Linked DNA regions of Homo sapiens: region 2 is linked to region 1. A link is an interaction called in ENCODE POLR2A ChIA-PET data of the cell type or tissue named here. Cell type or tissue: PC-9. All regions are shown on one strand. Links, peaks and the distances in the headings refer to the core of each region. The heading gives the core; the rest is flanking DNA.

Region 1 (2,908 bases), core at 232-2,731:
AGAAGACAGTCATCACCGTAGGAGGCAGGGTAATTAAAATCACAAGTGAACACAGGCCTCTATTTCTGTTCTTCTGAAGTCTTCTCTCCTGCATATCGAGGTACTGCGAACACAGAAAGTACCCTGCTTCAACATATCTACTCCCCTTGAAGACGCCACCACTCACAAAGGAGGCAGGACAGGAAAGGGTTCAATGTTCAGTTTCCTTTAATGACCCCCATCTCCCTGAAGGGCAGGTGCAGGCAGCTAGGTGATGGCAAGAGATGTTCACTTGAAGATCTTGCCCTGATTGAAGGCTTTGCCCACATGCTGGAAGGCCCCCTCCCAGGAAAAGTACTCTCGAACCAGCGTCTGGGTCTCCTCGCTGCCAGGATCCAGTTTCCGCCATGTGTATGACTCGTAGTCCACCTGCCAATCTGGACTCAGCTGGGGATAAAAAGCCAGCATGTGGTCAAGTTATGAGACACCACCCCACACCTGTGTTACTTCCAGCTCAAACACATGTCATCAGACCCCAGGTCTCCTGTGAACATGAACTGCTCCTTCCTATAAGCATTCCTGAACCCTCCTAAACATCCATCAACTCAGAAATAAAACACAGTGCTTCTTATATCCCTGCCCCACCCTAAAGAGACTCCTCTCCTCCACCTTCCTCACCGGAAAGGCAAGCTCCTGGCCTCGGAAGACCCAGACTCCAGAAATGGAGCTGCTATTGTTGGTTCCAAAAAGGATGACACTGGCGAAGGCATTCTTCCTCAGCTTGTCCAGTCGCTGGAACATTCCTGAAGCGGCAAGGGAGAACATTCAGCCTTTGGAATCACAGCACTTGCTACACCTTGTTCTCCTTCCTTCTCAGACCCACTCTCTTACCAGTGATGAGATTGCAGCTCATGAAGGTCTGAGTGAGTTCTTCAGGGAAGCGATACTCTGAGTACCACAGGGACCAGCCGTCCTTATCAAAGTGCTCCCAGAAATATGGCAGTGCCACAGAGAGTGTGTCCTCATTGGAGTACTTGCGCTTAAATTCATCCAACACAAAGGTACTAAGAGGAAGAAAGCACAGGGGTCAATCAATAAGGAGGAAGGTTGCCAGGCTAAGAGAAGTGAAGGGTGCTTTCACTTAAAATTTACTAATATAAAGGAAATGGTCATTGTGCTGGCAGATGTGTATGACCTTATGAGGGAAGTAAGCTCAAGGGGTTTGAACAGGGGCCTAGGACACTCCTCTGCATAAGTATGCAAGGCATGTGGAGGGTGGAACTCAAAGTGGGACTCTGAGACCTGCCCCAGGAAGGGCATGGCTAACTGCTGCCCCCAGGTGGAGACAGAGTGAGGACTTCTTTTTCCCTGTTCAGGCCCTCCCCAGGCTGTTTTCCATGAACCACACTAAGTCACTGACTCACCCAAGTCTCTTCCCCCCCACCATACAGGCCTCTTCAGGTTACACAAGCTGTAACAGGAATGTAAGCAGTGAACATTCTCAAAGGGCCTCCACCCCAAATCTTACACCCATGTCCTTTAGTCCATCTCTGCCTATAAACAAGCTTTAGTCTTTTCCAAGGTTTTCCGATGCTGGAAAGCCCTTAGGTTCAGGTTATCTTAAAAGCAATCTGGCATACTGAGCCAAGAATGCCAGCATCAATATAGCAGAGGTCACTCCCTCCACGATTGGTGCTCTGTTTTCTTTCTTTCCAGTTATAAACATATACACTGGCCAGATGCGGTGGCTCACGCCTGTAATCCCAGCACTTTGGGAGGCCAAGGCAGGTGGATCACCTCAGGTCAGGAGTTCAAGCCCAGCCTGACCAACAAGGTGAAACCCCGTTTCTACTAAAAATACAAAAATTAGCTGGGCGTGGTGGCAGGCTGAGACAGGAGAATAGCTTGAACCCGAGAGGCAGAGGTTGCAGTGAGCAGAGATCGCGCCACTGCACTCCAGCCTGGGCGATAGAGGAAGAGTCCTGTCTGGGGGGAAAAAAAAGGACAGGCAGGGTGGCTCACACCTGTAATCCCAACACTTTGGGAGGCCGAGGCGGGCGGATCACGAGGTCAAGAGATCAAGACCATCCTGGCCAACATGGTGAAAACCTATCTCTACTAAAAAAAAAAAAAAAAAAAATTGGTGGCACACGCCTGTAGTCCCAGCTACTCGGGAGGCAGGGACAGGAGACTTGCTCGAACCCAGGAGACAGAGGCTGCAGTGAGCCGAAATTGCACTCCAGCCTGGCAACAGAGCAAGACTCCGTCTCAAAAAAAAAACAAAAAAAAAACAAAAAAAAAAAAAACAACCAAAAAACACATATATGTGTGTGTGCATACATGTGTTAAATGCCTAACCTTGTTTTTACTCTAACTCACTACTTTGAATCTTCCCTGTTTGTCTCTTTAACCACCTAGCCTTGCTTCTCATGTAAATAAGACTCTCTCTCTAGCTGGGAAAGCCGGACAAACTCCAATTGACCCTTTAATTTACAAGACACTAAGGGCTCCTCACCCAACCCCCTTCCACAAGGAGTTGACCTGTGTTAAGCAGATCCTCAGCATTTCAAAGGAGCCCAATTAACTGATAAGGTACTGGCACAAACAATGTATGAAGTTCCCAGGATTTTTCTCAAAGTGATAACAACATAAAGCCTTGAGTTGTGTCCCGCATAGCCCCATATCTAATTATAATGAAGGATTTAGAGCCCTGCACCTGGTACGGTTGCTTTTTGTAACCATTTGTCTTTTAAATTGTTTATCTCTCTGTAACCATTTTGCTTCTTTTGATTCTTGCATGTTTTTACCTCTGTAAAATTATTGCATTTGAGTTCCCCTCCCCTTCCTAAACCAAGGTATAAAAGTTAGTCAAGCCCCTTCCTCAGGGCCGAGAGATTTTTGAGCGTTAGCCGTCTCTTGGTTGCCGGCT
Region 2 (2,908 bases), core at 95-2,594, 250 kb after region 1:
TCCTTTCCCCTTTTTGGGCTGGCATTCCCTCCAAGTCTTAGCTTGGTATCACTTCTGGGAAGGCCCCTTGGCCCCATCTAGGAGCAGTACCTACTCTGAGTTCTCTCATCCCTTTTTTTTTTTTTTTAATAGACACGGGGTCTCTGTGTTGCACAGGCTTTCTTGAACTGCTGGCCTCAAGTAATCTGCCTCGGCCTCCCAAAGTGCTAGGATTACAGGGATGAGCCACCACACCCAGCCTCATCCCCTTCTCTTCTTGCCCTATCATACTGAGCTGTCACTGTCAACTTATGTCTCTCCTACTAGTGAGCTCCAGGAGGACCAGAATGGTCTTTCACCCTTTTATCCTCAGACCCAGCAGGATTAGCTCACAGCAGCAACAAATGTTTGCTAAACCAATGAGCAAACACATGCTAACAGTGAAAAATACTTATGACACTGTTTCAAGGAAGACTAGAATGTAAAGTTGCCTATATGCTATAACTTTATTTTAGATGTATATGGATTGAGGAAAGAACTCAAATACCTTTTTTTTTTTTTTTTTTTTTGAGATGGAGTTTTGCTCTTGTTGCCCAGGCTGGAGTGCAATGGTGCGATCTCAGCTCACAGCAACCTCCGCCTCCCGGGTTCAAACCATTCTCCTGCCTCAGCCTCCAGAGTAGCTGGGATTACAGGCATGCGCCACCATGCCTGGCTAATTTTGTATTTTTAGTAGAGACAGGGTTTCTCCATGTTGGTCAGGCTGGTTTCAAACTCTGGACCTCAGGTGGTCCGCCCGCCTCGGCCTCCCAAAGTGCTGGGATTACAGGCATGAGCCACTGCGCCTGGCCCTCCATATCTTTTATAATTCTGTTTCACTGACTCTATAATATTCTTTTTTTTGGAAACGGTGTCTCACTCTGTTGCCCAGGTTGGAGTGCAGTGGCGTGTGGCGTGATCTGGGCTCACTGCAAGCTCCGCCTCCTGGGTTCACGCCATTCTCCTGCCTCAGCCTCCCTAGTAGCTGGGACTACAGGCGCCGGTCACCACACCCGGCTAATTTTTTTGTATTTTTTTTAGTAGAGATGGGGTTTCACCGTGTTAGCCAGGATGGTCTCGATCTCCTGACCTCGTGATTCGCCTGTCTCGCCTCCCAAAGAGCTGAGATTACAGGCGTGAGCCACCACGCCCAGACTTAATATTCTAATATTCAAAATACAACATAGCTCAGGGAGCTATGGTGTTTATGGCATAATTCTGCAAGGGGTTCCCTAGGTCTCAGCTGAAATAGATAAAAATCAATTAGGCCGGGTGCGGTGGCTCACGCCTGTAATCCCAGCACTTTGGGAGGCCGAGGTGGGCGGATCACGAGGTCTAGGAGTTCAAGACCAGCCTGGCCAATATGGTGACACCCCATCTCTACTAAAAATACAAAAATTATCCGGACATGGTGGCTCGTGCCTGTAGTCCCAGCTACTTGGGAGGCTGAGGCAGAAGAATCATTTGAACCCAGGAGGCGGAGGTTGCCACTGCACTCCAGCCTGGGTGGCAGAGTGAGACTCCGTCTCAAAAAAAAAAAAAAAAAAAATCAGTCAATTATTAGCCAGGCATGGTGGTGCATGCCTGTAATCCCAGCTACTCGGGAGGCTGAGGCAGGAGAATCACTTGAACCTGGGAGGAAGGGGTTGCAGTGAGCCAAGATAATGCCACTGCACTGCAGCCTGGGTGACAGAGTGAGACTGTCTCAAACAAACAACAACAAAAAAAATCAGTCAATTCTCCTGACTCTAGGATCAAGACAGCTGTACTCACGGTACCTTATAAATGGCTGGTGCTCAACATATAGTAGTTGAATAAACAAACTTTCTTTTAATCAGTAGTTCCCAAACCTGGATGCTCATCAGAACCCCCTATGGAATTTGTAAAAATGAAGCTCCCTGAAAAGCCCACTCCATTCACATCTCTCGAATCAGAATCTCCAAGTGTTTTCTTTTACCTTGGCCAGTTAAATGTGTGAGGCTGCTTAGTGGATTGATGTTCAGAAACCGGCTTTATACAAATGTAGGTGTTCACTCAGTTTCACATGATCAACAACGTAGAGTAAAAGCACTCTGCTAGATACCGTGGGGAATAAAGATCAATCAGGGTTGGACCCTGCTAAAGGGATAAGATCAAGTGGGCAGGAGTGGATTCCTAAAACCTCCTACACCTCCTCTCCTCTACTGGCTTTTCTTCTTAATGAGCTGAGAAGACTGAAGTGGTCTGAAGATAAATGCCGCTCCACCCCGAGCATTGCTACAATAGCCTCTGTCTTCCCACCTATCGCCAGCTCCTCTTAGAGCCAAGCCTTGATTTATGCCCCGGAGCCCACTTCCTTTCACCTTCTCAAGGACATCATTTCAAGAATTCTCCCATCTTTCTCCTATATTATCATTTTTAAATTTATCCGTTGCATCATTTCCATTGGCATGCTAACATACCTTTATTTTCTCTCAGCCTTTTAAACCCTCTAGGCTCCCACCAGACATATTTGGAACAACTTGAGCACTCACAATAATCATTGCCCTAACTAATAATAAGACAACCAATACATTAAAACCTATAATTAAAGCCTATAGCGATGCTCAGAAAAGAGGAAGAATTTAATTAATTTACTTGAGATGGAGTTTCGCTCTTGTTGCTCAGGATGAAGTGCAATGGCACAACCTTGGCTCATTGCAACCTCCACCTCCTGGGTTCAAGTGATTTTAGTGCCTCAGCCTCCCAAGTAGCTAGCATTACAGGCATGCACCACCACGCCCTAATTTTGTATTTTTGGCAGAGATGGGTTTCACCATGTTGATCAGCCTGGTCTCGAACTCCCGACCTTAGGTGATCCACCCACTTCTGCCTCCCAAAGTGCTGGGATTACAGGTGTGAGCCACCGCAC

The links. ChIA-PET counts read pairs that join two places held together with the same protein. Peaks named below come from ENCODE experiments on the same cell type or tissue, not always from the same donor. Only the 100,000 strongest peaks of a DNase experiment are listed, where the experiment ranks them.
Region 2: POLR2A ChIA-PET joins it to region 1 with 17 read pairs; 4 of 35 experiments call an interaction of 5 or more read pairs at or near these places.

Annotation. Positions count from the first base shown.
Region 1 is chr11:62,559,412-62,562,319 of GRCh38, forward strand. EEF1G (eukaryotic translation elongation factor 1 gamma) reads right to left here. Exons shown (of 10, transcript NM_001404.5): 8 at 871-1,043; 9 at 658-782; 10 at 185-426. The coding sequence ends at 268. Among named protein-coding and RNA genes, the nearest start is that of MIR6747, 6.2 kb to the right of the region's middle. RefSeq lists enhancers at 71-613, 1,029-1,148, 2,240-2,782. In PC-9, for the core only: a CTCF peak has its summit at 1,303 (motif pointing left); a DNase peak (open chromatin) is centred at 1,410; H3K27ac peaks cover 2,262 bases.
Region 2 is chr11:62,811,547-62,814,454 of GRCh38, forward strand. The region is part of intron 10 of STX5 (syntaxin 5); the gene reads right to left. Among named protein-coding and RNA genes, the nearest start is that of NXF1, 7.6 kb to the left of the region's middle. In PC-9, for the core only: no CTCF peak of the experiment used is centred there; no DNase peak of the experiment used is centred there.